2 separate regions of the Homo sapiens genome follow, and region 2 is linked to region 1. Evidence: chromatin loops called from intact Hi-C (ENCODE). Cell type or tissue: heart right ventricle. All regions are shown on one strand. Links, peaks and the distances in the headings refer to the core of each region. The heading gives the core; the rest is flanking DNA. Region 1 holds the start of OR9Q1 (olfactory receptor family 9 subfamily Q member 1). Region 2 overlaps OR9Q1 (olfactory receptor family 9 subfamily Q member 1).

Region 1 (15,836 bases), core at 2,584-10,583:
TCCTAAGACTGTAGATGAGAGGATTGAGCATGGGCGTGACAACAGAGTAGAAGACAGATACCACCTTGTTGAAGTTGATGGAGGAGGTCACCTTGGTCTGGACATACATAAAGAAAAGAGTGCCATAGAAGAGGCTCACCACAGTCAGGTGAGCTGCACAGGTAGAGAAGGCCTTCCAGCGCTCAGCAGCTGAGCGGATGTGCAGCAGTGTCCAGACGATGTTGCCATAGGACACAGCAATGACCATAGAGGAGGCCAGTAGCACAGCCAGAGACACCAGGAAATCCACAGTCTCCTTCCAAGTGACATCTGAGCACGACAAGGCTAGCAAGGGTGAGGCATCACAGGAGAAATGGTCAATGACATTTGGGCCATAAAATGTTAGCTGAGACAAGAGGTAGATTGGCAAGATGGGTGTGAGGAAACCTACCAGCCAACAGGCAGCTGCCAGACGGATGCAGGTGCCCCAGGACACAAAAGCCCCATAGTGGAGAGGCATACAAATGGCCACATAACGATCATAGGCCATGGCAGCCAGTAGGAAACACTCAGTTGCCCCAAGAAAGGTGAAGATGAAGAGCTGGGATAGGCAATCAGCATAAGAGATATTCTTGCCACCATCCACCCCAATAAAACCAGCCAGCATCTTGGGCACTGTAACAGAAGTGTACCAGATTTCAAGGCAGGACAAGTGTGTCAGGAAGAAATACATGGGTCTCCGTAGTCGGTGGTCCAAACCCACCACTAAAATGATGGCCAAATTCTCCACCAAGGTGAACAGGTACATGGTGAGGAAGAGTATGAAGAAGAGGAGGTGTGCTTCATGGATGCCAGCAAAGCCCATCATGACAAATTCAGTTACCTGGGTCCAGTTTTTGGTATATGGTTGCATATGTGGCAGTGAGAGCTCAGCAAACTCATAGCCTCATAGACAATGAGAGCTCAAAGAGAACCTGTGAGGTTGGAGGATGTTGTACTAAAATGCCTTTCACTTCAGAAGAGAAACATGATGTCAACACACTGTTCTTACCCTCAAAGAATTCACAGTTCATGAGGGACATGAGAAAACAAATAATATTAGTACAAAATGAAATGCACTGGCTAAGAATAAGGCAGGATACTATGAGCAGAAATATCAGGGAAGCTCAACCAGTCTTGAGAAATCTTCCTGGAGGGAAGACTGTCTATAGCTGAACCTGAAAAGGAAGTATAAGTTAGTGAGACAAAAGGTAGAGATAGAGAGAAGACATCACAAGTATAAAATTCCAGACATCAGAGAGGAGATTGTGCATTGGGGAAACTTCAAGTAGAGACAGTTTACCATGGAGTTCAAGAGCTTGATTTCCCAAGCAAGCATACCTAGATTCAAATAAAAGAGAACCTAACAGATTTGTTGTGAAAATGTAAGTTAGATAATTCCTGTAAAGCACTTAGCATCATGTTTGAGTCAATAAATGTCAAGGGGGAAATCTACATGTTGACATCTCCTGGAATAAGATACAGAGAGAAAATGACTGTTTCTGAGCCTGAGGAGTAGGCTGGGACACCATGAAGGGCTAGCAACCAAATTAAGGGAAAGGAAAAAGCTGAGCTTCAGTCTAAAGGTCACAGGGAGACTTTAAGAATTATAAGCAGAGAAGCAATGCTATTCTTTTTACCCCTTAGAAGGGGCAGGTTTGGAGGGGAACAAGATAAGAGCCAGAGGCCGGGCCCGGTGGCTCATATGTGTAATCCCAGCACTTTGGGAGTCTAAGGCAGGCAGCTCACCTGAGGTTGGGTGTTCAAGATCAGCCTGGCCAACATTGTGAAACCCTGTCTCTATTAAAAGTACAAAAGTTAGCCCAGCGTGGTGGTGGGCACCTGTAATCCCAGCTACTCAAGAGGCTGAGGCAGGAGAATCACTTGAATCCAGGAGGCAGAGGTTGCAGTGAGCTGAGATTATGCCACTGCACTCTAGCCTGGGCAACAGAGCAAGACTTAATGTCAAAAAAAAAAAAAAAAGGAGGAGGCAGGAAGGCTGGGTTAGGAGGTTGTTGCAAGTATAGCATGGAGTGATGGTGACTTTAACTGCAGAAATGCCAGTAGGAGACTGAATATGACTATTAAGAGATAGAATCAACATAATTGGGTTTGAATCCACACTGGGTTTGAATTTAAGCTCCAATATCAACTTGAAATATGTGACCATGAGTGAATCACTAAATAATCCCATTTTTTAAAAAACAGATAATACAAGAGTTCCAAAGAGATTACTTCCTATCTCATTTTAGAATTAAATGAGAAAATATAATATCTCCATTTTTGTGCCAGTTTTAAAATACAGCCCCAAATTCTTGAACACTCTTCCCATCCAAAAGTGAGGTCTATGGCTATTCCCATTGAATCTGGGTTCTGTGACTGCTTAACAACAGAATAAGGGGGAAGTGATGCTGTGCCAGGTTCCAGGCCCGGGACTTGGAAACCCCAGTTTCCTCTTCTTGCTTCTTGAAACCCAGTGACAGTAGTGTGAGGAAGCCTATCCAGCCTGTGGAAAGGCCTAGGTGGAGAGGAACTAAGTCCCTCAGGCCTCAGCCTGGCCAAGCTTCCACTGACAGCCAGCAGCAGCGTACCAGCCGGATGAATAAGCTGTCTGAGAAATAGATCATTCAGCCCCCAGTTGAGCTGGCCAAGCTGACACCAGCCTTCCCTTCTGAGCCCTCCCCAAATTAAAAATCTGTGAGCTAAATAACTGATTGCTGTTTAAACCACTAAGTTTTAGGCTGCTTTGTTATGCAGTAACATAAATAAAGCAGTTATACCCTAGTTGTGTAACTTGGGCAAATTATTCACTATTTCTGACCCTTTGGAGAAAAAGAAATAGTGTTTTGCTACAGTCACAGATTCCTGAACTGGAATTTGAATCCAGGTTTGCCAAGGTCTAAAGCCCTTGCTCTTTCCCCTATAAATAATTAGCAAGTTCCTTCTGGCTTCAGAATTCCTGGCAATGAAAGCATGTAGAGATAAAAAATCAGAAATAAACAAGTCCAAAGTTTTCAGATTTCTGCGTGCGTCTTCGCCATGCCTAACATCCCCACAGTGGGAAGTCTATAAACATTGGCTTCCTCTCACATAATTGCATTGCAGCCCCAGACACTTCATGCTTCTGTTGGCTCAAGGAAATTTCAGGATGCAATTTCCACCCATTTATCTCGTTTGCAACCTCACTTACAATGTAGCAGCCTCCAAACAATGATCACCCTTCCCAGTGGAGATACTGCACACAGATGCTCTAGAAGTTTGACTTGACTTACGGTGTTAGACAGTTTCACAGTCAAATTCTCTGAAAAATTCATTATTTTTCATAGTCATGGAGAGGATGAGATTTAGAGTCAAACAGCTCTGGGATCAAGCCCTGGGTCTGCAATTTACTAGCTCTCTTGTGTCATCTATAAATTCTTACTATTTTTCTAAATCTTACCTGTCCTTTCATCTGTGACTCAGGTTTGATAGTCCTGTCTTCACTAGGAAGGCTTTTTCCTTATCTCATTCCTCCAAACTTGTATGCAGGTCAAGCAAACAAATGCAGAGGGCACCTGCTCTGACCTAGGAACCACGGTGGAGGGTACAGATGCCCCCAGCATCTACCCCAGGGTCTGGTACAAAGCAGGTACCCCCAACATCCATCCTGAGGCCTGATGCAGAGCAGGTGCCCCCAGCATCCACCCTGGGGCCTGGTACAGACCAGGTTTCTCCAGCATCACCATGGGGCCTGGCACAGAGCAGATTCTCCCACCATCTGCCCCAGGGCCTGGTACAAAGCAAGGGCCACAAGCATCTATCTCAGGGCCTGGTACAGAGCAGGTGCCCCAGCATCCACCCTGGGGCCTGGTACAGATGCCCCCCCGACATCCACCCTGGGGCCTGGTACAGAGCAGGTATTATTTTTTAATACTTTCAGCTCTCTGATCCATGGCTTAGAGAGAGAGTGCCAGAACCTGTGGCCTTTGTATCAGGCCCAGATTAGCTACATTGAAAGGATCTGCTCTTGTTTCTCAAAAGCTGAAGGAGGGGTAAAGAAGTAGGATATAAGAGAGAAGGAGAGAGGGACAGCCGACGGCTTTTTATCCCCTTGCATCTAGGCAATGAGGCATTTCACCTGTGGGCTGAGATTTTTTTAAGAAGCAGGAGCAGTTTCCCCACTATCTCTTTCCCCATCATAGAGCCAACAGCTGGCAGGATCCTAGATCCCTGAAGAAAACGACTCACTTCTTCCTGGAGCAGGGATTACCCAATATTTTCTGTAAAGGATCAGATTTAAATAGTTTAAGCTTTATGAGCCACAGGCAGTTTCCGCCACATATTCTTCTCTGTGGGTTTATTTTGTTTGTTTTTGCAACTCTTTAAAACGTAAAACCCTTTCTTAGCTCATGGTCCATACACAAACAGGCTACAAGCTGGATTTGGACCATGGGCTGTAATTTGCCAATCCCTGCCCTAGACTCACACAGGACTGTTACATGAGCGAAAAAGAACACCACTTTACTGTGTCAAGCAGTAGTTACCCTACTTTATGGACACACATACCACCTCTGCCACCACCAAGCAGCCAAACTGTCCTCAAATTATCTGTTGTCTCTTGTTCTGCAGAGAAATGGGAGACGGGGGACAACTGATACCCAGGGTTTGGTTGGGCATGCGTGGGCAATTGCACCTGCACAGAAGCCCAGTGAGTCCTTACTGCTCCCCCTACCCTAATGCTAATTAACAAACTGCAAGGGAAGCTTTTCTTGAATTCCAAATCAGAAACCCAAAATCTAAACTGAATGATTCTAGAAAAATGCTTGAATCGCCATCAGTTCTTCCTCTACTGCCTGACACCAAATTGCATTCTTTGAGAGACTCAAGAAATGAATTCAAGTTGTCAAATAGATTGGATTGATATATGGAGAACAACATTCAAAGAGTTAAAAGAATAAAATAATTTTTAAATGTCTCATTACTTCTTTCTCTAGTGTATATTAATTCACACTGATTCATTAAAAAGATTAAGATAGTACTCACTTCGGCATCATATATACTAAAATTGGAATGACACGGAGAAGATTAGCATGGCCCCTGAACAAGAATGACACACAAATTTGTGAAGCATTCCATATCTTTTTTTTTTTTTTTTTTTTTTTTTTGGTTACAGAGTCTTGCTTTGTTGCCCAGGCTGGAGTGCAGTGGTGCAATCTCGGCTCACTGCAACCTCCGCCTCCTAGGTTCAAGTGATTCTCCTCCCTCAGCCTCCCAAGTAGCTGGGATTTCAGGCACGCATCACCATATCCAGCTAATTTTTGTATTTTTAATAGAGACACGGTTTCACCATATTGGCCAGGCTGGTCTCGAACTCCTGACCTCAAATGATCCACTCACCTCGACCTCCCACAGTGCTGGGATTACAGGCATGAGCCACCATGCCCAGCCATGTTCCATATTTTTAACAAGCCTGCACATGTACCATTGAATATAAAAGTTGGGAAAAAATAAAAAGGTTGAGAGACAGAATTTCACAACTATCTAACTCCTGGAAATTTTTGAACCTATTAATTTGTTAACTCAGTGAAGTGGTTTACTCACAGTTCTATGCCTGCCAGTTCCTCATTCAAGCATTCATCAAGGAGACCCTGAGTTCTAGGCATGGTACCAGGCATCAGGCCTCTAACCCAAAATGAGTTGCAAGTCCTGCCTTTTAAGAACTGTGTCTTTTAGGAAAGATAGAGAAGTACTCAAGGGTTAGAACAGAGATGTGATGAGCTAATTGCAATGTGTCTGGTAGAACAAAGTAGGGGGCAGTGAAGTTGGCATACAAGGAAGACAGGACAGGTAAGATCAAGAAACAATTTCCCAATTAAATCACACTGAGGGTGGGGGACGGTGGAAAGAAGGCAATCCTTAACTGACAAAACCAAGTGCAGTAGAGGGAGGGGGAGGCACCCCAGCAAGCCAGGGGAGAGACAGGTGGAAGTAGGTAATATGCCCAGAGGAATTGTTAGAAGAGGTTGTGAGGTCCACGGAGAGAGTCAGGAGAGCACAGTGGTTAAGGCTACATTCAGGCATTAGACCACCTGATGCCTTCAAATCTCAGCTCCACCACCTTCTAACTGAAATCAAATGAAAGCAACCTAGATGGGAGGCAATGCCTAACCCAACGGAATGAATATCTGATGGAATCATTGAAGTCATCAGAGACAAGTCTAATGAGAAACTCTTTCTGAGCGAGAGTTCCAGAGCATCCAAATTCTACTCCTCTTCCCCCCTGCCCCAACACGTCTTCGGGTCATGTGTTGGTAGGAAGATGAGCTTCTCTCCAAAAAGGGAGAAAGGAGGCCGGGCGCAGTGGCTCACGCCTGCAATCCCAACACCTTGGGAGGCTGAGCGGGCGGATCACAAGGTCAAGAAATCAAGACCATCCTGGCCAACACGGTGAAACCCCGTCTCTACCAAAAATACAAAAAGTAGCTGGTCATGGTGGCGTGCGCCTGTAGGACACACCCTATAGTAGCACGGCGGGCACCCCAGCTACTCAGGAGGCTGAGGCAGGAGAATCTCTTGAACCCGGGAGGCGGAGGTTGCAGTGAGCTGAGATCGCGCCACTGCACTCCAGCCTGGCGACAGGGCAAGACTCCGTCTCAAAAAGAAAGGGTCATTTACGGAGCCCCTCCCATGGGCTAGATTCTGATGGGCTGATACCATCTGGCTTAATCCCCACAATATTGTACTATGATCCTATGAACTATTCTTGATATAGAGGTGTTATTTGTCTTGGTTTTCACGCAATTGAAATCACTGAAGGCTCAGAGAGACAGTAAGTAAACTTGGGCAAGATCAAAGAACTACATGGCACAGAGAAGAGCCAAACCCCAGAGCTTCTGACAAAAAAAGCCTCCACACCGTGCCATTTTCCTCTGCCATCTCATTTCACCCAATGACAACGTGCCTGCAACCCTGGCTCCCTGCCCTGACTCTGAGGTTAATTTCCCTGCAGCTCGGAGCCCCGCCAAGGCTGGAGGAATATCCCACAGGCTCCAGTGAGCTGCAAAGCACAGTCACACTCCCAGGGCTATTAACAGCATCCGCTTCCTCTCCAAGGTTCAGGGAACTTTATCCACCAAGTGCCATGCAGGAAAAAAGAGGTCAGCCAGAGAGGAGAGGGTCACACGGGGCAATCACTAAATAAGGAGAAAGGCCGCACAGGAACTTGGCCCAATTTGGTGTCCTCAAAAGACGGTGCTCCCTGGCCAAGATTTTCCCTAACAAATATGGAAAAACAGTTTGAGGCCCATGCACGAAAATTGAAACTTGGTTCCTGTAGCTATTTGCTTGTGTAGCTACGTGACAAGCCTGGTGAGAAACGCTGGATTTCTCCCTCTTTCAGTTCTCTCCACCTGGCATCTGGGGGCCTAGTCCCAAAAAGTGAAAGGAACTGGAAAATAAACTTACTAAGATCCAGGAAATGATTTCAAAAAAAAACAGCCAACAAACCGAGGTGAGCAGGCGCAGTGGGTGGGTGTTATGAGACAGACAGCGGGGCTAGGAGATGCCCAGGATGAAGCCCGGAGACCTGCTCTCTGATTCCTCTTGGGTCTAGCTCATCACAGCCTGCTTCCCCACTCCCACTGCAACGTGACAGCAACAGCACATCTCACTTTCCAACATGCAGACAGCCCCCTGTGTTAACAGCACCGTCTCTGAAATCAGTGGAGCTGCATTTGACCCTACCTCCGTCAGGCCGTAGCTGTGAGTTTGGGAAAGGCGTTTGATCTTTCTGAGCCTCAGTGTCTTCATCTTCAAACGGGAAGGATAACATGTACATTGCTGGGCTGGACTAAAGATGGAAGGAGACATCATTAAGGGAAAGTTAGGGCCTTTGCTCCTTTCGCTCCCTCTACCATCTCTGTGTGGCATCCTCCTGCACTTCTTCAATTCCCTGCACAAGGGCCACCTTAACAGAGAGGCCCTTTCTGACCACCTATCTGAAAACGCAGTTCCTTTCACTCTCTGACCCTCTTCTCAGTTTGATTTTTTGGGTCACAGCTTCATTGCCATCTGGTAGATATTTATTTGTTTGTCTATAACATCACGCACACACACACACACACACACACAAAAGGAAGCTCCTTGAAGATAGTGCCTTTGTTTGTTTGTTCATTACTGTGTTGCTAATGCCAAAGTCACTGACATGTAGTCTACATGCAATAAATATATACTGATGTAATAAAAGGGTGGCTGCATGCTCCTGATTGTACGTTGGCAGCGTACTTAGTTTCCTTTCCATTTCTAGCTACCTGTTTTTAAGGAAATTTAAGGAAAAGGAAGTTCAACAATACTTACAGAAAAGTCAATCAATTTGGGTGTTGTCCATGCAATTACTGTCAACGGACTACAAGACTGACAATGCCTGCAGGAATGATGTCTTGTATATCTGGAGCAGCCTGCTCTCATGGCCTTGGGTGGGAGGCAAATTGAATTGATTTCTACATATAATTTCTTTTTCTTAGCTACAGAATTTAATTCTAAATTTCCCGGAAAGCTGTACTCTATCAGCTGTTTTCAAACTCTGTTCCACCAAGCCCTAGGTTTGCTTAGTTGCCAGGTAGCTGGGAAGAGGAAAGGACCTAGTATGTGGGGCTCTCAAAATCCCTGCTTCAACCAGCTAGTAAGTGACAGAGTCCAGATGAGAATCCAGCCCAGTCTGACTCCAGAGCCCACCATCTTTCCATCATACCACCTCCCCAGGGAGGGTGATATTCCTAAAATAAAATCTGATCAATTAACTGGGCGCTTCTCTCATTATTCCAGGACTTCAATACTGAGCAGATACAATCTGTTCCTCAAAGCTACTGACATATAGTCTGCCTATGATGGGAACAAATGGGAAACTGAGGTATAAGAAAATAAGTGGGAGGCTTCTCCAGCCATATATGTGACAGAGACCCCAGACCCAAACCAAGCCAGAGAGTCCACTATAGCAGACAGGAACCAAGGTGAGAATCAAGCTTTCTGAGCTTCTAGCTCTTAATCTCTAGGCAGCAATAATATCTATTCTTGTTGTCTCTCAGAACATTCTGTGAATTGATGAGATAGTGGATGTGCGGGTTCTTTGAAACTTTAAAGGTACACTCTGGTAAAACCTGCTTACTCTTTTGCTTCTATTGCTTATGGACTATGCGATGACCACAGAATTTCAATAAAGGGACAGCATGGGAATGGCCATCTGGTGGGACTCTGGGAATGGTCATGAAGCTGCCCTGGAATAACAAAAGCAAATTGATTTTGTTTAGATTGTAGGTTTGAGGTGGCTTGAGGAGGCAGATGGAGATGAAGGAGAACTAAAACCCCACAAAGTCCCTCGGCACCCCTACTCTATAAGAGCTTAAGCAAATCAGTTGAATTCTGTGTGCCTCCATTTTCTCACTTGAAAACTGAATTGATATTTAAAACCACAATGACTCTGTAAAAGAGCTTTTGGGCCGGGTGTGGTGGCTCATACCTGTAACCCCAGCACTTTGGGAGGCCGAGGTGGGTGGATCACTTGAGGTCAGGAGTTCGAGACCAGCCTGGCCAACATGGTGAAACCCTGTCTCTACTAAAAATACCAAAACTAGCCAGGCATGATGGCATACACATGGTAATCCCAGCTACTCAGGAGGCTGAGGCAGAATTGCTTGAACCCAGGAGGTGGAGGTTGCAGTGAGCCGATATCACACCACTGCACTCCAGCCTGGGTGACAGAATGAGACTCTGACTCAAAAATAAATAAAATAAATAATTTTTTTTAAAAAAAAAAAAGAGGTTTTGAACAACAAAAAATGAGATTACAAACTGGGAAAACTCTGAAGAAAAGATTGGGCTATACCAAAGTCAGGAATCATACCTCTAGATTTGGTATCCATTTGATTGATAACATTCCTTCCATACACCACGCCTTGCATGCTCTTTGGATATAGGCCTCTAGAGGAGCCACGTACCTGCCTCCCACTGCTTCTCTAGTTTCCTAGTGTCTTCTCTGGGTGAAACACCAAGGCCAAGCATGCCCAGAACCTTGGAACTGGTGGCCAGGACAGGTTATTGAATCCCACTGAAGAACAGAGACCCCAAATTCAAGGAGCACAGTTTCTCTGAACCAAAGGTAGAGGGCACAGATCTGCCACTGGCTGAACTGGAAAGAGAAGTAACAAGAATTGTAGCTGGCTATAAGATGCCTCATACTCCACGTATGTGCCTGTAACTCTCCCAGGGGTGACCCATGGGACCATTTCTCCATGGAGGTTTAAAGCTCTCAGACAACAAAGAAAAGAAAATAATAAATTATGAAAAACTTTGTCCCAGAGGGTATGCAGAAGCTACGTGGGAGTTCCAAATCTGTAGATTAGGACGACGGATGCCTCAGAGTGGAGGATGAGGGGCCAACCAGGGAAGATTCCGTGACAGCTAGACTCTTTGCCAAGGTCTCTGACTCCAAACTACTCTAGAATATGGTGACACGAAATCTATAGAGTTCAGATTTATCACAGATGCAGTGAGGCCTTCCTCAATAGAGTGGGTCAGATATCACCATCCACCTACCTGCCCCCTATCCCCCACTTCTGGAAAATAATCTGCAATGATAACACCAGACATTACTGAGTAGCCACTCTGGGCCAGGCTCTGTGCAATATAGATGTGAAGTACCAGCTTCAACCCTTAAGGAGCTCACAATTCCATAGAGGCTGTGACTTAGGGTCACTTTTAACCTGAATGTTGCTGTGCCAAATTGCCTTCCTTTCAAAGAGTTAATCTGGGGCATTTGATGATTGTTTACAGGCTGGGCAATTGTTTTCTCCAAAAGGGAAATACAGTGTTATTTCAATATAAAGCAAAAAGAACATCAAGGATGGTGAGTATCCACTGTGTTTGATCACAGAAGGCAGCTGGACCAAAGCTGGCAAAGCCCAAAGGCAATATAGATGACTTGTTCTTTAACACATCTTCAACGCATAGGATCATTTTCTTTGATTTTGTATGACTTGGGTCCAGCCTTAATGTATCAGGTGCAAATATCTTGTCTTCCCAACTAAACAATAAAGATCTTTTACCACAGGGCCATGTCTTATATTTTCTGCATTCCCAAAAAGCCTAGTGCAGTACTGCTCAGTGTAAAACATCACAGACTTGTGATAAAAGAAAAACTTTAGCTGAATTAAATTTAAAGGAGTTTAGTTGAGCAATGAACAATTCGTGGATTGGGTAGCCCCCAGAATCACAGCAGATTCACAGAGACTCTAGGGGTGCCTCGTGATCAGAACAAATGTATAGACAAAAAAGGTAAAGTGATATACAGAAATCGGAAGTGAGAAACAGTGAGATTGGTTACAGCTGGACGTTTGCCTTATTTGAAGGCAGTAATATTCAACAGTCTGTGAGTGGTTGAAGTATGGCCGCTAGGATTAGCCAACACGCAGCTATTGTTACAGGTGCACACTAGTAAGTTAGGTTTTCAATTTTATATATTATGATGATGAGGTCTACAAAATTGTATATAATTGTTGTTCCACTGTAATCTATTACGCTAGGTTACAGCTCATCCACGAGGACTCAGCTATAGAAGTACAGAGTCCTTCTCAGGCCATATTTAGTTTGCTTTAACACTTGGACTTGAATCCTACATAAGCCTCTTCATAGACCTGCTACCTTTCTAAAATTAGGAAAATAAAACTACATGACAAGGATGTACTTAGAGATAAATAAGGAAACAAAGTTGAGGGCTTTGTCCACCTGACAGTAGACATAAGATCATTATACCACGACACTTCAGGCTGCTCTAGGCAGGAAGGATGTTGAACCGTGCCGTATCTGCATTCCCACTCAATGGAAAAACCTCTTTGCAGCTCTGACCCAATCTGTCAATGACTCTCACTCTGCAAATCTAAAAAATAAAAAAAATTTAAAAATTAAAAAATCCTCTTCTGCATTCACATGTAAGGCTGATCAAAAGCAACTAGGAAGAACACCATGTCTTCAGGCCAAGGACATTCAGAGGGAAACAGCCACCTGGAGAACAAAGGAAATAGAGGCAAACTCCAAACCTCTGCTCTCCAGCCCAGGCCCCACTGGTTCCTGCCTTTCTCCTCTCCTTTCTGGAACACTATGTCTTTCTGGCTTTACAGTGTAAACCAGTACAGCCTTGATAGCTCCTTGAGTTTTGCCACTCTATCTGTTGTCCCAGTTTCACATCACAAAAGTTCAGAAACTGAGCAATTAAAGGCAGAATTCTCCTGTGTGTGTGAAAGTAATAAAAGAGGCTTTGAATGATCATATTCCTATTATTTTCCTCTTGCCCGAGGAATCAAATATCCCAACCTCCAATGTTGGGGCTACAGAACCCCACTGGCAAAGGAAGTGGGGCTACAGAACCAACACTGGCAAAGGAAGAACACAGACTAGAACAAAAAGCCAAGAACCTTCACCACCCCTCTGAGAAGAGATTTGAAATCATTCACTGTACTTCCAATTTTAATATATTATGATGATGATGATGAGGTCTACAAGATCATATATAAATCTCATTCCACAGTAGAGGCTCAATCTCAACATGTTGTTTTTCAGCCTTAACAGCATTCAGAAACAGAGTCTGGCACAGTATTTTTTGCAGGCATTTCTTTTCATTGTATTTTTATCATGAAATAATCAACTTTATACACAAGAAGGAACATAATATAATGTTTACTGCTATCCAGCTTTATCAATTATTAACTTTTGGCAATAATTATTCCACATCCTTTTTTTGTAAAAATATGATTGATAGACTGAGAGAAACAAAGACATATATATATTAATAGATGATGATGATCATGATTATAATGGTGAAGATAGATAGATAAATCGATGATAGACAGATAAAAATGTAGATACAGTTGAGGCCTTCTGTTTGTTTTCAGTCCCATCACCCTTGCACCCTCCCCTCCTCCTCAAAATTAACCAATATGGTAAATTCAGTATTTATCATGCTCACAAATGATTCATACTATTTGTCATCCATGAACATTATTTTATTTTATTTTGCATATTTTAAAATAGGCATAGTGGATTAACCTCTACACTTTGCAATTTGCTTTCTTCTTAGAGCGTTGTTTTTAATATTTTTATGTTGATACTTGCAGCTCTAGCTCATTCATTTTAATTTCCATGTATCTTCTGTTGTATTTTTTAAAACTGTATACTTATTCATTCTCTCATTAATAGGCATTGAAGATGTGTCTAATTTTCTACTATTCCTCACAATAAACATTCTCATGACTCGTCTTATTGTGCGCATCTGCAAAAGGCTGTCTAAAGGAGTGGTTCTCAAAGTGTGGTCGCCTGCAGCAGCAGCATCACCTGGGAACATGTTGGAAATGCAAATCCACTCCTTCCTCGGACCTACTGAACCAGAAACTCTAGGAGTGGGGTCTAGCAATACATGCTTTAACAAGCCCTCCGGGTGATGCTGAATCAAGCTAAAGTTTGAGAACTGCTGCTTGAGGGTGACCTAAATGGACACATCTCACATCACTAAACAATGCTGAATTACTCTCCAAAGGGGTTGCCCCAACTATATTCCCACCAGCAGTGTTTGAGAGTTACCAATTTCTCATACAAAACCAGCACGATGTAATTACAACCCTCTGACAGTTTCCGCCATCTGTGGGTTAGGCATCTTGTCAAATGTTTATTGGCCAAATGGATTCCCGTTCTTATGCACTTTCAGTTTTCTATTCAGTAGTTTTTAACCATTTTTTAATAATTTGTAGACATTATTTGTGTTTTCTAAAAACTCATACTTTGTTTTATAATCAATATGTTCCCAGTCTTTTAACTTTGTTTATATTGAGTTTGCTGTTGTTGTTGTTTTCATTTAACATCTTTAAGTTTTATGTAGTAAAATGTACAAATCTTTTCCTGTATGGCTTGTGCTTTTGCGCCTTGACTAAAATGTATTCTAAAAAATGCTTGGATTTTGATTTTTATACTTAGTCTTTAATGTAACTGGACTTGATCTTTGTGTATGCTATGAAGTAGACATTTAAATTTAGGGGCTTTTTTCATATTGATAATATCCTTCTCCATCAATTGGTAATGCCACCTCTCATAAATCCAGATATTCAAGATATTTAAGATCCTGTGTGTTGACCAAGCTTTTGTTCTTAATATTACTTACCCATATATCTTTTCTTATTTAGTGGTAAATCTTGCTAGGGTTTGCCTATTTTATTGTTTTCCTTTTTTCCAAAAACAAACTTTGGTTTTCTATCTTATTTTCTATTTCATTAATTCTTGCTCTTATATTTATTATTTCCCTCCTTCCACCTTCATAGATTGCTTCATTATTCTTTTAAAGCTATTTTTAATATAATACCATACATTTATTTTCATTTTTTGTTTATAATAAATGCAATTAAGCTATATATTTACCTGTAGACATCACTTTAATTAGATCAAATATTTATATATTATTGTTATAAATGTTATTAATATGGTATTTATTTCTTCTTTAATTCATGAGTTATTCAGAGTGTCATTCTTCAGTTTCCTGATAAGTAAGAAGAGAAAGAGAGTAGGATTGCTAAACTACTTTTTATCATTTAAATTATTTTTAATTTAATTGTGTGGTAAGATATTGTGATCAGTAGGATAGCAATTCTTTGAAAGTTGTTGAGATTTCCTCTTTGCCTTCATGTTCAAATTTTACAAAGGTTCTGTCTATACTTGAAAATAACATATGCACTTGAGTGTAAAGTTTTTAGATATATACATATACATATATCACACTGGCTAATTTTATTATTCAAAGCTGCTATTGCCATTCTAATTTTTGTCTGCTGGATTTGTAAGTTGTGTTTATCTCCTACTATGGTTTTTTGACCTTCTCCTTATAATTCTGTCAACGTTTACTTCATTTCTTTCAGTGTTGCAATGTATGATAATTGTATTAGAAGCATGTAATTTCATTATTGTTATATCTTCTTGATCTGTGGTTACATTTGTGTGTGTGTGGTTTCTCTCTTTATTCCTGAAATGTTTTTTGCCTTAAGAACTATTTTGTCCTATGTTAATTTTGCTACATTAACTTTTTTGTTAGTATTTGTGTTATACACGAATGCATGGTTTTCTTTTTTACTATTCCTTTTAAATGTTTTTATAATTTCAACTTTTTTTTTAGTTTCAGGGGTACACATGCAGGTTTGTTACATGAGTATATTGGATAATGCAGAGGTTCGGAGTACAATTTATCCCCCACCCAGGTAGTGAGCATAGTATCAAATAGTTTTGCAACCCTTTATCCCTCCTCCATGCCTCCCTTCTTTAGTAGTCACCAGTGTCTATTATCGCCATCTTTATGTCCATGAATACCCATTGTTTAGCTTACACTTAAAAGTGACGATATGCAGTATTCCTGTTCCGGTGTTAATTTGCTTAGGATAATAGCTTCCAGCTGCATCCATGTTGCTACAAAGGACATGATTTCATTCTTTTGTATAGCTGTGTAGTATTCCACGGTGCATGTGTATCACATTTTCTTTATTCAATCCACTGTTGTTGGGTACCTAGGTTGATTCCATGTCTCTGCTATTGTGAATACTGCCATGATAGAATTATTTCTTTTCTTTTGCTTTCTGTTTTGTTTTGTGGGGTTTTTTTTTTGTGTGTGTGTGTGGTTTTTTTCAGGAGATAGAGTCTTGCTCTGTCACCCAGGCTGGAGTGCAATAACACAATCTCTGCTTACTGCAACCTCCACCTCCCGGTTCAAGCGATTCTCCTGCCTCAGCCTCCCGAGTAGCTGATACTACAGGCATGCG
Region 2 (15,836 bases), core at 3,544-11,543, 150 kb before region 1:
ATGACTTCATCTCAGGATCTGGCTCCTTGAAGTCTCTGACTGGCTCCCCCAGGAGCAATCACTCCTACTGGGAAAAGAATTAGAAGGGAGTCTGGGGAAGCAACATAATTCCAGGCGGATCCCTCAGGAATATGGAAGAGGAAACCACCTTGCCCTTTAAAGAATGTCTCTCTCTTTGATTGTGAAGTGGATCCAATGGCTGACCCCCTGCAGTTCTACTATATAATTACAACAACCCTCTTATTGCTACCCCATATGAAATAGACTGTGAGGCCATCAAGGCCCTGCTTTCAGGAAGCTGTAGTCAAACTTAAAACAACTGGCTTATTTAAGTGACTTCACTGAATCATTCTATAATGCATACATAGGCTAAAACATTACATTGTACCCTATAAATAAGTAAACACAATTATTATTTGTCAATTAAATTTTTTAATTAAAAAACACTATCAGAATGATTATTAAGATGGTTCAGTCACTGTTTGGCCAGTCCCAGAAGAGAAGCAAAATGAACCTCAGAGTATAGATAAAAATTTCATATATTGTGAGTATTAGAGCCTATAAAGCTGAAGTAAAAGAGGTTTAGAGATTTTTTTTCTAAGAGCTATAGATCTGAGCAGAATTTGGAAAGGAAAATCCCACAGGAAAATCCAACAGCAAAGACCAACTTAGCTGCTTACTGTATGCCAATTCACTCTTCTAAGAGATGATAGATGATGATAAATCAGATGATAGATATAGTTGATAGTAGATAGATAGATTCATAGATATATGATTAGGTAGACAGCTGATAGATGATAAATGGATGATAGATAATAAATAGGTAGATGATAGAAAATAGATGATAGAGATAGATGATAGATGATAGATAGATAGATAGATAGATAGATAGACAGATAGATAGATTCATTTAATCCACAAAACAATTCCATGAATGAGGTACCATTATTATCTTCATTTTAAGGAGATGAGAAAATTTAGCACAGATTGTTGAAGTGGACCACCAATAGTCCCACAGTAAGTGGTAGAGCTAGAGTTTAACCCAAGTGGTCTGTCTCCAGAAGGTGCACTCCTAATTCCTGTAGTATATTGCAAACTCTCATGAAGATGTCGCTGAATTCCACATTTGGGAATAATTGAGGGGTTCTTCCTTCTATGTCTGTACCTTCTAGCTATGTAGCTTCTAGCTTTTCAGAAAGAAGGGAACTCAGCTAACAGATGACACCTAAGTCTCAAAGTGAATAGATTGTGGTAGAAAATTCTTGGGGCACTTGACCAGGCCCTCGCTCCTTCTACGAAGTATCACCATGGCCACTGGTGAAGGGCTGGCCTTACCTTTCTAGCCATAGCCGATTGGACCAGAAAAAGACCCAAGATGACTTTATTTCAAGGGATAATCCTCTCTTCTTCCAAAAAGATCTTTTCTTGAACTACTTTAAGTGTTTCTTATAGCCAAGAAGTCATGACTTGTGGCCTGGAGGAACCAGGAAGTATGTAAGGAGAACATATCTTCAGCTCTTGCCCTGAAATTCATCTTCACGATCTTTCTCCATCCAGACTTAGGTGGATCTCATGCCAATTCAAGGCTGAGGAACACCTAGTGCCTATAAATTTGCTTTAGAAGGACTTTGGAAGGACTTATCCTACTGCAAACATTCCCCTCTCAATTCATCATTGCTATCCCTGCCCTCACTTTACATATTGTAGAACTGTGGAATTTTTTTTAGGCTCTCATAAGATGCTGGAACTGAAGGGGAAATTAGAGGTCAAATAACCCAGGCTTTTCAATCGACAGATGAACAGGCTGAGGCTTCCAAATAGGAAGATGTTTAATGATTACATCAGTAGTTAATTTGATTCCCAGTCTGTGACTTTTTAATGCCAAACTTGTTAATCAGCACTTTACCCAGTGGTCGCTTATTGCTCTTAAATATAGAAGGGGCCTCAAATAAAGATGACCAAATAATTAAGTGCATTAATCTTAATTCATTTCTATGCATATCTGTGCTTCCTCCAAATCCTCTCAGAGGTGTGCAATCCTGAGGTAAGTGTCCTCCATTGCTTCCCTTATAAGTTTTCTCTAAGTGTTTTCAGAGCCTTTATGTCTGAATTTTCCAGAATGATGAAGCCAGAAAGAACTCTGGAATCCAGTGCATCTTCTCATTTTACAGATGTGGAGAATGAAATCCCTAAGAAAGAATGACTTACAGTCCCTGGGTTTCTGCCCAGCAGGTAACATGGCTTGAACCCATAGATGAATTCACTACATGATTCTCAAAACAAGGTGAGGGCAGGAAGGGATGCAGCTAAGTCTCAAGCACAACTGTGATGAACAACTCCCATGACACCAAGAATTTCTCTATTGTCCATAATTGTTTCTGACTCAATGTTCTTTTCTTCAACAAAGTAGAAAAAAATACCCACTAGTTGTTTCTACTATTCACATGTTCTAGCTTTTTTGCCATAAAGAAGATGAAAAGTCACGTTTTTAGGTTCCAACTTTGAAAAAATCCCAAGGAAGAACCCAGATGTTATGTGGCAAAAAAATGGGGTACCAGGATTGGCCCAATGTCAATCAGTTTCCAGTCAGTGAAGACCAGAAAGATGAGATCTACAGGGAGATAGAGTACTTGCGTGACCCATATGGTTAGAGTAAAGAATGGAGCATTTCCCAGATAAGAGAGAATGCTGTTCTGTGAACACAAAAGAACAGATTTTTACCACACAATGGTAAGAAGAATCAGAGAAATTCCCACTGCACCTGTGCTTCAGGGAACCCCACAGAGATGTTGGCTGAGCAGTGGCTGAGGGAGGCAACAGGTGGCAGAGTGAAAAGCATGTCGGCCACTAGAGTCTAAACAGTTTCTGTTTACATCCTATCTGCCATGAACAAGGCATTGGGAAGACAATGGCTGCTTGATAATTTTTTAAGCTTAAGCCTGACGTCTAGGGCCAATGTAAGATGCAGAAAGTTTGTCTCTGGACACTCCATCTTCCTTGGCCTTAGCCATTCCCATAATTCTCAGTTTCCAGGTTCTCAAGTGCTCTCTCTCTCCATCGTAACCCATGCTCTGAGACAGGTCTCAGACATCTCCCTCTGAAGGAGATGACTGCCAATGCTTTATGTGAAATCTCTTCTCAAATAATTTAAAATTTAACAGGGCTAAAGCCTAGATAGAAAGAATCTGAGACCACAGAGGGACTCATAATTCTCTTAATCAACCTGCTCCCCCATTTTTCAGATGGAGAAATTGAGATACAGAACAAGGAAGTTGTTTTATGGAAGGACACTCAGCTGATCAGGGACCATCACCACCCAACATTTCCTATCATATCCTATAGTCTCCAAGAAAAGGTCAGGCCAACTAATTTAAAGCAAAGGAAATTTAAACAAAAAATAGGGATTTAAGATGGACTCAGGTCGTTCTTGGCTACTCAAAAATCGTGCTATATTGCTCATATCCACTGCAACCAAAATAAAGTAATATCTGCCAACTCGCACTTACCAGGTAAGAGCTGTGGCTTTTCTTCTCCCCATCTTGTACCAAGTAGTGTGGTCCCCAGAATATCTCATTCATGTTTGGGGCAGAAAATGGTGGGAGGCCCTCCTGAAGCCCACTAGAAAGGTCATGCTACCAACAAGTCCCTTCTTTGACAGCTCCTGAGGACCTGGCCCCTGATAGTGAAGGTCTGCTTGAAGGGCACCCTGTGTTGGCAGACACTTGAGAAAGGTAATGGGAGGAGCTGGCCTGAGCGCCTGGTGTGAGACCAGGCAGGATGCAGATGGATGCTACCATTGCTATTCCCTTGTGAGCTGGATGTCCAAGGTTTCTCTTCGGAAGACCTTGTTATTCTCCTTTTAGGTACTATAGCCACATTCAAAACATCCCAGTAGATGGTGTTTCCTGGTTTGAGTAACCTGGATTTCCCTTAAGCAGATTTCCAAAAGCAGATTTTTTCAAGCTTTATTGAGGTATAATTGCTATGCAAAAAAAATACAGTTATTTAATATACATTTTGGTGAGTTTGGACATACACATATCATATATCTGTCACCTCCAAAAATTTTCTAATGTTCTTTTGTGGGTTTTCTTTTTTGTTGTTTTCTGGGTTTGTGATTTTTGGTTTGGTTGCTTGATTGGTCTTTTGGTGGTAAGACTATTTAGCATGAGATCTATCCTTTTAACATGTTTTAAAGTATTCAATATATTGTTAACTATAGATATTATGTTGTACAACAGGTGGCCAGAACTTATTCATCTTGCATAACTGAAACTTTATGCTGATTGAACAATTCCCCTATTTCTTCCTCTCCCCAGCTGAGGCAATCACCATGCAACTCTCTGCTTCTATGAGCTTGACTTAGGTTGGTGAAAAGGTATTGTGGTTTTGCCATTGAAAGTAATGGCAAAAACTGCAATTCCTTTTGCACCAGCATAATATTTTTGGACACCTCATATATAAATCATGCAATATTTGTCCTTCTGTGACTTGCTTATTTAACTTAGCATAACGTCCTCTAGGTTAATCCATGTTGTCAAAAATGGTAGGATTTCCATTCCAGAATTAAAATAACTGAACAAAAAGAACCACAGGTTTTTTATTTGGATGAGTTCAACACAAGGTATAGCAGAATGTAAGGAAATATTCACACCTATTTACAATCAGGTAACTTCCCTATTGTCAACTTTTCTTAAAAATGTCATAATTGAACCCCGACTCATCTTCCATACCTAAATGGAAAGCATTTTTTAACTTTTCCTGAGCTCTATTTATAGACTAAAAAGTAGATGATGTTCCGTATACAACATGGGGTTTCATGACCACTAGTTCCTACAGCCTTTTCACTTAGCCCTTCCTTCTTGAACATAAATCTGCAGATACTTGTTTAGAATTTAATCAGAAGGAGGCATTCATTTTTTTTCTTCTACCTGGCAACTTATTCTCTTAGTAGCCCCTTTCCATTCATCGTGTACTTCCTGACTTCTGGTAGATTCTAAGACAGCAAATAATTCCTTAGTATACTGCTTTTATTCACACAGACACAACCAGGAGGGAATTTCATATCACTGATTCAAGCTTTCCAACATTTCTTTAACATTTTTTACACAACCTGTAACACAATTGACACATATACTATTTATTAATCATCCCCCTTAGTAAAGCTATAAATTTTAAGCCTGGGTTTTCACAACCAGACAAAACACTATTAAAGGGATAAAATATTTCTTGTGAAAATTACAATATGTACTTTAAAATATTCTGTCTTCTAGAATAAATATAATGTCTTTAAAGATTCAGATGTGTTTTATTTTACTATAAGCCACCTTCCATTGAATATCCTTTGGCTACCTGCATGCTGAGTCTCCCACCTTTCACATATCTTCTTCCCATTTAAAGTCTTGTAACTGGAATTCTGTGTTTCACACAGCATTTTTGTCTGGCTGAGTTTAAAATCATCCTAGGTTTGTAAGATACCGTCACCCTCTCCCCACCTTTCCCTTTCCACAATTGTTTATATCAATCACATACAGGGTACCCTGGATTTTTTGTTGTTGTTGTTTTGGTTTTGGATTTTTTTTTTTTTTTTTTTTTTTAGTAATCCAGGAGACAGGAAAAGAAGTTTGAGTTCCAGGTATAAAAATTTGTTTAAATGAAAAAAAATTAATAGATGGGGCCTGCTCTCTTCCAGTGCCTTGGGTTTGATTGAGACAAGTCCCCTGTGATTAGAGAAGTAAAGATTAAGAACAGACAGATTTTGTGAGGCTTTGGATGCAGGCTGAGCTGCTGCAGAGTGCAGGGACCCAGGATAGGCGAGGACCACCCTCCTGCCTATCGCCATGTGGAATGCAGCAATGTTCTGCCTCCCTGAAGGAAAAAGCTTTCAGAACACAGAGAGTCAATGTCTATGATACAGACACTGAAGACGCCATTATGGGCAGTGGGAATGGTATAACTTTGCTAAGTGGATTTTTAGTCATGCCATATGACGAGAGAGAACTGTAATAGGTAGGAAGAAAAAGAACAGGGCATATATCCAGAGGTGATAGCAATTGACAGACATGTTATTGTAGGCATTGTTAAAAGTTTGTGTGAGGCCTTCTTGAGAACTACTACCAGAATATTAAGGCATACCTTGAGTAGGGTCAGCTTTGCTAATTGGATCATCAAACGACCATAGTTTGATCATTAAAAATAAATGTAATCTAAATATTGAATCCTAATTGATGATATAATTCTGAAGTGCATAGAAGTAAAGGGTACTAATGCTGATGTCCGGAACTCACCTTGAAATGAATCAAAAAAAGGTGGTTTGATGAGTGAATTGATTGATGAATAAACTCACGGATAGATTACATCTATGTAACCAAGTAAAGACAGCAAATATTAGCAATTACACAATCTCAGTACTGAGTATAGGAAACTTCCTACATATTATTTTTAACATTTCTATATGATGAAAATCTTTCATTAAAAATTTTGCAAAAAAAATTACTCTTATAATCACAGACAGGTGAAGTGTGCCATATTTGGATTGCACAGGCTTTAATTTCAAATCCTTTTGTCACTTGTCCTGGGAATCAAAACTCCCACTCCAATCTCTTTTCAGGTTGACTTTTCCTTGTCTTCCTTCCTCTCCCTGGAGCTAAAAGTTCTGGTTCTTTTTTATACCTAGTACCATAATATATTCATTTAAACATTGAGCATGCTATAAATAATGAGCGTCCAGAATTCTGACACTACAGAGTAGGTGGTTCTCGGGATTTTCCAAGTTTGGAGATGGTTAGGACAACTTGGCTCTATTGAGAATTTTTCTCAGGGCCTCCTTCACTTCCTTGTTCCTCAGGCTGTAGATGAGGGGATTCAACATGGGGATGACCTCTGTGTAAAGCACAGACACTACCCGATTCTTCTCCGAAGACTGATCTGAGTTACCTCTCAAGTACATGAAGATGAGGGTACCAAAGAAGAGTGACACAGCAGTGAGGTGGGAGGTGCAGGTGGAGAAGGTCTTGGCCTGGCTTCCAGCAGGGATCCCCATGATGGCCACGATGATAAACAGGTAGGACACCAAGATCACCACCATGGAAGCAGGGATGACAAAAATGGCAAACATAATAATCAGCACTTCTTGAGTGTAGCTCTCCCCACAGGTCAACTTTAACAGAGGAGGGAGGTCACAGAAAATAAAGTCAATCTCACTGGTTCCACAGAAGGAGAGAGTGAAGGCTGAGACTGTCCGCACCAAGGCACTGATGAGACCAGCAACGTAAGCCCCAGCCACAAGACTCAAGCGGGCCTGCTGTGTCAGGATGGTGACATAAAGCAGGGGCTGGCACACAGCCAAGTAGCGGTCATAGGCCATGAGGGCCAAGAGGTAGCAGTCGATGGAACCAAAGAAGGTGAACAGAAAGAACTGAGCAGCACAGCGTGTGTAAGATAAAGCTGCCCCATGCTCCAGCAGCACTGCCAGCATCTGGGGGACAGTGATAGATGAGTAGCAGACGTCCATGAAAGCGAGGTGACTCAGAAGGAAATACATTGGAGCGTGGAGCTGGTGATCCATGAGGATCAGAATAATCATCTCTAAGTTCCCCAATACGGTGATGAGATACATAAATAAAAACAAGAGGAAGAGAGGGAGTGCCCATTCAGGATATTCAGTGAATGCAATAAGGAGGAACTCGGTCACCAAGGTGAGGTTCATCTCTGCCATGACACCAGTGGTCCCTGAGACATGTAGAATGGGAAGCAAGTTAGGAAGGTGCAAATAGGATTTACCTGTATTTGTAGTTCACATTTATTGAAAATGTACTGTGGACAAAATATGCCAGGTGTGCCAGGTGCTGTGGCTCACACCTGTAATATCAGCACTTTGGAAGCGAGGCAGTGGGATCACTTGAGCCCAGGAGTTCGAGACCAGCCTGGCCAACATGGTGAAACCCCATCTCTACTAAAAATGCAAAAAAAATTAGCCATGCATGGTGGTGAGCACCTGTAATCCCAGCTACTCGGGAGAGAGGCACAAGAATCATTTGAGCCTGGGAGGTCAAAGCTCCCATCTTGGCAGTGAGCCGAGATGGCACCACTGCACTCCAGCCTGGGCAACAGAGTGAGAGCCTGTCTCTCTCTCTCTCTCTCTCTCTCTTTCTTTCTTTCTCTCTCTCTCTCTATAATATATAAAATATATATTATGTATATTATATGTAAATATATATTATATATAAATATATAATATATAAATATATAATATATATAATATATAAATATATATATAATATATACATATAAAATATGTCAGGTGTGATGTAGGGCTTCAGAGATGACTGATCTTAGCTCCTGCCATCAACGAAGTCCTGTGGCATAGAGTCATCTTAGCATGTTGACAAAACAGATACAGGTAAACATTCTCAGAACAGGGGTGCACATTCTCGCACCTCTATTGCTAAGTAGCTGTGTGAGCTCTGCAAGCCAGATAGCCATTCTGAGCCGAAACTTCCTTATTGCTCCACCAAGTGTTGACACATGGTCTCTTGCCTACCATTGTAATATCCGTGTCAGGACTCTATCCCTTTTTCTCCGTGACCACAACTCCTCCCTGATATCAAATCCTCTCCAACTGTCACCTGGATTAGAACAACATCCGTGGAACTAATTATTCTCCTTGTCTATATATTTGCTTCTTCCAAATTCTTCCTCCTCACTGTGGTCAGAGTGATAATTCTAAGACATTAATTTGATCACATCTGATTCCCCTGTTAAAAATCATGCCACGGTGCCCATCATGGAAAGGATATTTTTGGAGAGTCCTTGTGATAATTTAACGCATCCATATAATTTGTAAAGATCAAATCAGAGTAACTAGATGTCCACCACCTTAAATATTTGTCTTTTTAAAGTTCGAAATACGCAAATTATTTGCCTCTATTTTGAAATATGCAATAGATTACTGTAATCTGGGATGGGATAATATTTTGACTCCTCCACATGTTGGAAATGCCTCTGTGAGATCTCCTCTGCTTATTTCTTCATGTTCCTTTCTTGCTTCTAAATCCTGATACCCACAGCCACACTTCACCCTCTCACGCTTCTCTCCAGACGTATTGAATTATTGGCAGCTTCTCTAATCTCCCCCAGGTTCTCCTACATCTCTGCACTTTCAACAGGACAAACCCCTTCTGCCTAGAACACCTCTTTTGCATCCTCCAAGTCCTAGCCAACTCTTACCCTACCTTCAAACCTCAACCCAGATCGCACTTTCTACAGGAAAGTTCTCTCCTGTCTGCCTTCCCTGGTCAGAGCACGTGCTCCTGGAGCTCAGCACATGGTAAAGGTTTAATATTTTCTCATGGAATAAAGTTACCAAATAATATATGAGGCACCTTGCAAAGGGAAATGTGCTATACACATGTTCAATGAATTACTTTTATTTTTGTGAAAGTGTTTAAAAACAGAAAATGCCCGAAGTCTAAGAACTCACTAAAATTGATCAACAGTCACGAAGCCCATAAGCCATTCTTGGGTTTATACTTTTTTCCTCAACCTAACAATGTGCTTACTTAGCAGAAAGCTGTTACCTTCATTAGAGCCTCTTCATTTACCAAAAATGCTTTTATAAGAACTGATATTGTCCTTAATAATAGAAAACAGATAAACACTATTCTAAATTATTTATATATTAACTCATTTAATCCCCACAACCACTACATGAGGTAGGAACTTTTCTTATCCTCATTTTACGGATAAAGAAACCAAGAAAGAAAGGGCTTAAGTATCATTCCCAAGGCTGCACAGCTCAGAAGTGGTGGAACGGCCATTAGAAACAAAACTGTACACAGAATCTCTGTTTAGTTTATAGCAAGATTTTACTGCATCACCTGATTATTCCAACAGCCTCTACTCAGAAGGTGTCCATCATTAATTAAACAAACATAAATACCAGCTCTGCAGTCTATTAATATCTGAAGACTGATAGAGGCTTTTGAGCTAACAGTAAGTTCTTTGGCAGAGTTGTAGTGCAACAGGATAGAAAGGACATTGGATCACCTTTAAAGCATAAGACTTTGGCAGCTATGATTGTGTCAGACTGACCTATTGGGAAAAAAATGATAATTAAAGGAAATTGGATCTGGTGATCTGAATGGAGCAGGAACCAAGAAAACCAGGTCAGTTTCTTCACCTGAATTCCACATCTTTACCTGGCAGGTCCTCTTCTCTCTTTGTCCACTATTTTTCCTTAATGTCTAAAAGGTCATTTCTCACCCACTGCTTGGAGAAATCCTAAGGGTGTAGGGGCAAAAGTATTCTGCTGAGCATCAGGAAGTCTGGGTGGTTCTTGTTGCCCTCCCAGACTTGCTCAGTTATAATGCTAAGCAAATCTCCTGGAGCCACAGTGTCCTCTTCCCTCCTACATTCCTCACACACATGCACACACAATGTGTGCATCAATATGGGGACAATAATAACTTCACTGCCTGAAAGTCAGTCCCTGGACCCTACCATCCTCAAGATCCTTCTAGCCACTTCTTTTCCGCCAAAGACACCGTTTTATTCTTTGTGTTTCCAGATCTGCAAAATCTGATTAGGTTGCACTCTTCACTGGTTTTTGTTCAATTCCAGGCAGGGACAGCAGAGATTGGGGAACAGCCTCTTCCTGTGGGCTCCCAGCTCCAACACAAATCTCTTTGGAGAAGACACTAATAATTGCTACAAAAGCTCTGAGGTCTCCAATCAATGGCTAAAGTGTTCTCTAAGGAAAGGCAATTATTGCACATGTAGGTTTCTCACTAGGCACCTACATAGGAGGAGAAAAGACTTTCTTCCCAGTCACGGTTCTCAAAGCCCTGCCATGCACCCACTGAGTGGGGTTTAAAAGGCCTGAATCCTAGTTCTGCATGGTCCTTTGAGGAGTTAGATGTATCTAACTTTAATTTCTTCCATCAGAACAATGTCAGAAGTTATGCCCATTGCCACCTTCACCACTGTGGCCATATCTGGAAGAAGAGTGCTTTGGAAGCACAGGACTTTGCTCCACATTACCCAGGAGGGCCAACTGGGTACCCTACACAGAAACCTCAGCAAGACACATCATGTCTTCTGTTTGCCCTCTCTGGGAGTCAAGTGCCTCATTAAAATCTTTCCCTTTTTTTTTCTTTAAATGCAAATGAACACATGGAGAAAACAAAAGCCTGGGATGTTGCTCAGAGGAGAAATTGGCAAGTTTGTCTTATTGGCATAGCTTTTGCCAGCTCTCTACATCTTTGACACAATAGTATTGTTTTAGCCACAAATTCATAGGCATTTTGTTGAGTCATTGAATTTTGACATGTCTCAATTCAAAAAAAAAAAGGAAGATAAGGAAAAACAGAATAATTGCCCTCTTTGACAATTATGATAACCAAGAGAAAATGGAACCATGTGGTACATTGACTCGTCGCTGTGCTAAGAGTTCTAAAAGAGAGCAAGAGATGTGAAATGAAACAAAAAAAAACCACAATGCCTACCTATGAGGAACATGCAGCCTAATAGGTGAGATTCTTATCCATTCTATAAGATAACAAGTACTAAACTCCTAAGCAAGGAGTAGGTACAGTACTATGGGAATAGTAGTATTATGGGAATACTATTCCCTCTACTATGGGGATAGTAGTAAACAATCAAGAAGCAGGTAAGTTACTAGGGCAAGATTACTTACAGGTAGGGTAAACTGGGGAGGGCTTCGCAGAGGAGGTGGACTTTGTCAGTTCGGACAGAAGAGAGAGTGGGAGAATGATGGGCAAAACTCTTTAGGAAAGGGGGTCAGCACATATATGGGCAGGAGAGCCCAAGGGATACTCCAGGGACAGTGAGTGACATTGCTCCTGACCTTGAGACTGTCCGCTACCATCTGACTCCACTGCTTTCTCCACTGAGAAAATCTTTTGTTTGTATTTCTCTTTTCCCAGTTCCAAAATCTTCCAAATCCCTATCCTACCCAATCCACTGAGAGGCTAAAAATTTTTATATATTGTTGTGCGTAATAATCTAAATCTCCTTTTTTTTTTTTTTTTTTTTTTGAGACAGAGTCTCACTCTGTCGCCCAGGCTGGAGTGCAGTCGCGTGATTTCAGGTCACTGCAACCTCTGCCTCCCAGGTTCAAGCAATTCTCATGCCTCAGCCACCCTAGTAGCTGGGATTACAGGGGTGCACCACCATGCCCAGCTAATGTTTTTATTTCTAGTAGAGTCGTGATTTCACTGTGTTGTCCAGGCTGGTCTTGAACTCCTGGGCTCAAGTAATCTGCCTGCCTCAGCCTCCCAAATTTCTGAGATTACAAGCATGAGCCACTGCGCCTGGCCTTAAATCTTTAAGCTCTAAAGAGTTTCAATTTAGACCTTGCACTGAAAGTCCTTAAATTTCATTATGAAGATATCCTTTAAGATACTTTCCTCAACAAAGGGAAAAATTTTCTCTAATAGAGAAAAATTAAGTCAAACAGCAGTAAACTTTATTTTTTTTTAACTTCTAACATACTAGATAAGGATTCAATGCTAAAAGAAGTCTGAGAAGCTGGGTTAAATGAAGTTAAACAACTATCTTTACTAGAAAATTTTTTGAAGATTTTAGTATGATAATATCCTTTATAAATCTCCAAAATGAACTGTATATTATGCAACAATTCTCAAAAGTATTTGACCATGGGGTACTTAGTTAGCTCTTGTGTTGTAATAAGCACCCCAGGTTGTAGCACACAACAATGAGCATTTATTCTCACACTCATAGGTCTGTGGCCAGACAGGATTTAGCTTATTTAGGCTGGGCTTGGGCTCGGCTAACTTGACCAAGCTGCAGCTTGATTCACAATCTGTTTCATGTGTCTCTCTTCATATTTGGGTCAGCAAGCTATGCAGGGCATATGCCTCTAAAAATGGCAGAATCACAAGCAGACAAAGCCCCATTACACAAGCACATTTTAAGTCTTTGCTTGCATCGGGTCTACTCATGTCCCACAAGACAAAGCAAGCCACATAGTCAAGCTCAACATCCCTGAGCAGGGGAGTTTATCCTACTCACAGTTGGAGAGGAGTGAAGTTTATTTTATGAACAATGATCCAATATTCCTATTGTCCATAAATACTCTTATTCTACCCTCTCAAATCACATACAAAATATACTCTTCATCACCCTAAGCTGCCCAAACCCCGACCTGTAAACTTCAACAAATTACATCAAGATCAAAGTCTAGGATCTTATGATCTCCATCAGGTCCAGGTGCAGCTTCCCTTGGTTTACAGAATTATGAACTACAAAGACAAGTCATATGTCTGCCCACAAATACCCAAAATGTATTGGTGAACAGGCAGAATAACCACAATAAATGCTCCCACTAGAAAACAGGAAGAACGGCAGGCACATGGCAACAGTGGGTCCACAGCAATTCTGAAACCCTCCTGGTAAAATGTTGCTATGCCCTCCCAACCTGGGATAGAAAATATGACTTGTTAGGAATCTGCTCCTTTGGCTGAGGGGGTGGGGTTCAGGGGGCCAGGAAGAAGCTCTCAGCTCAGAGTTCCCTGTGGCTCTTAGAAAATACCATGACACTATTCACAATAGCAAAGACTTGGAACCAACCCAAATGTCCAACAATGATAGACTGGATTAAGAAAATGTGGCACATATACACCATGGAATACTATGCAGCCATAAAAAATGATGAGTTCATGTCCTTTGTAGGGACATGGATGAAACTGGAAATCATCATTCTCAGCAAACTATCACAAGGACAAAAAACCAAACACTGCATGTTCTCACTCATAGGTGGGAATTGAACAACGAGAACACATGGACACAGGAAGGGGAACATCACACACTGGGGACTGTTGTGGGGTGGGGGGAGGGGGGAGGGATAGCATTAGGAGCTATATCTAATGCTAAATGACGAGTTAATGGGTGCAGTACACCAACATGGCACATGTATACATATGTAACAAACCTGCACATAGTGCACATGTACCCTAGAACTTAAAGTATAATAATAATAAAATAAAATAAAATAAAGAAAATACCATGACCATTATGATTTTTTCATACCCAAGAGTACTTTAATCCTAAATGTAAACAGCTTTTATTTTTTTATTTGTCCCTTCCAACCAGTAATTTTTTTTACCACTTATAGTTTACTAGACAGAAATCATTATAATTTTTGGATAAAAGTATTGGGGCATATGGGGAAAGTAGGGATAGTTAATGGGTACAAAATAATAGAATGAATAGACCTAGTATGTGATAGCACAACAGGGTGACTACAGTCACTAATAATTTAATTGTACATTTTAAAATAATTAAAACAGTATACTTTGATTGTTTGTAACACAAAGAATAAATGGCTGAGATGATGGATACCCCATTTACCCTGACGTGATTATTATGCATTGCATGGCTGTATCAAAATATCTCATGTACCCCATAAATATATACACCTACTATGTACCCACAACATTTTTTTAAAAAAAATCTTACAAGTATGAGTTCTGGGTCAGATTGCCTGCGTTTGAGTCCTGGCTCCATCACTTTCTGGAGCCAGGGATCTTGGGAAATATGTAAAATCTCTTGGTATTTTGACTTCCTCATCTACAAATTGGCAATAATAATACCAACCTCAAAAAGGCATGGAGAATAGTAAATAAAGGGAGGAAATAAAAACACTCTTCACTAATGTACCCTGATAGTTAGTAATCAGGATGGTGTTTCCCATACAGTTCCCAAATTTAATCATTCTTCTGCTTCCTGGTCTGAATCTACACACATTCAATGACATCGTAGAGTTTATAACAACCGTTACTTTAAGATTGCTATAAAACTTTCTGTCTAGATTTTAATGAATATAGAACACACTAATAATAATTGTGATGACCACAGGAATAGCCAACATCCCTGTGCCCACTGAGTGCCAGGGAATATGCCATGCATTTCACATATAATTTCTCACTCAAGGACAAAATTACAAATCATTCAAACAAAATATAACATTTTTAATCATATAAGGAAATACAGGAAATATCCTCAGAGACAACAAAGCATTCTTTGTCTGGATGGCAGTACTCATAAATCTGTTATGCAATTGTCTCCTCATTAGCTTTTCATCCCATTTTGCTCAATGTTAATGTTCTAAGGATGTTAGCCTTCCCTGTCGCTGTCATTACATAAGGGAATTTCAAGTATTTATCAATATTTTCCCCCATTAAAATATGGAAATTCTTTGTTGATATTCAGCCTCTGTCTTACATTGCTTCCCCTAGAGCTGGACTTTATGGAAAACTTCTGGCTGGAAAATTCTCTACCTCTGGGGGCCTGGTTCCATGCCTAGTTTGCATGAACACCTGCAAATGATAATGAGAGCCCAGATGGTTAGTACAACAGAGGAGGTTGTTGAATGTTTTGCAGAGCTATGAAGGTAATTAGAACAACTTGGCTTTATTAAGACCTTTCCTCAGGGCCTCCTTTGCCTTTTTTTCCTCAGGCTATAAAATTGGAATGGTCAGCCTGGTGTTCACTACAGTCTAAAACATGGTCACGGCCCTCTCCCCTGTAAGGGACTTGCCTACTGCTGCACACATAGATCAAAGCTGTAGTCTCAACAATCAACCGAACTGCAGTTCTGCATGAGGCAAAGGTAGAAAAAGGTTGAGGAATCTTTGCCTAGAGACCTGATTTGCAGGTGTTTAGATGGCCTTGCTGATGAACAAGTCAGAGAACAGGATCAAAACTAGTCTGGTCAGAATCATATACAGAGCAAAGTGAAAAATCAGCAGCTGCTGGAGGAAGCTATCACCCAATTCAGGGTCAGCAGCAATGGA

Evidence for each region. A loop is a pair of places that touch in the nucleus more often than their neighbours do. Peaks named below come from ENCODE experiments on the same cell type or tissue, not always from the same donor. Only the 100,000 strongest peaks of a DNase experiment are listed, where the experiment ranks them.
Region 2: a loop joins it to region 1, with 2.6 times the contacts of the local background. A loop is called at or near these places in 3 of 110 quality-filtered maps.

What each region holds. Positions count from the first base shown.
Region 1 is chr11:58,016,009-58,031,844 of GRCh38, reverse strand. OR9Q1 (olfactory receptor family 9 subfamily Q member 1) reads right to left here and starts at 7,964. Exons shown (of 3, transcript NM_001005212.4): 1 at 7,741-7,964. LOC107984331 (a long non-coding RNA gene) reads left to right here and starts at 7,426. Exons shown (of 3, transcript XR_001748218.1): 1 at 7,426-7,758; 2 at 8,821-9,005; 3 at 13,243-13,824. It overlaps OR6Q1 (olfactory receptor family 6 subfamily Q member 1), which reads right to left and starts at 892. Exons shown (of 1, transcript NM_001005186.2): 1 at 1-892. The coding sequence starts at 892. It also overlaps the pseudogene RNU6-899P. In heart right ventricle, for the core only: no CTCF peak of the experiment used is centred there; a DNase peak (open chromatin) is centred at 7,024; H3K27ac peaks cover 5,912 bases.
Region 2 is chr11:58,171,326-58,187,161 of GRCh38, reverse strand. OR9Q1 (olfactory receptor family 9 subfamily Q member 1) reads right to left here. Exons shown (of 3, transcript NM_001005212.4): 3 at 5,546-7,731. The coding sequence starts at 7,717. The coding sequence ends at 6,785. It also overlaps the pseudogene OR5BL1P. Among named protein-coding and RNA genes, the nearest start is that of OR9Q2, 9.8 kb to the left of the region's middle. In heart right ventricle, for the core only: no CTCF peak of the experiment used is centred there; a DNase peak (open chromatin) is centred at 7,338.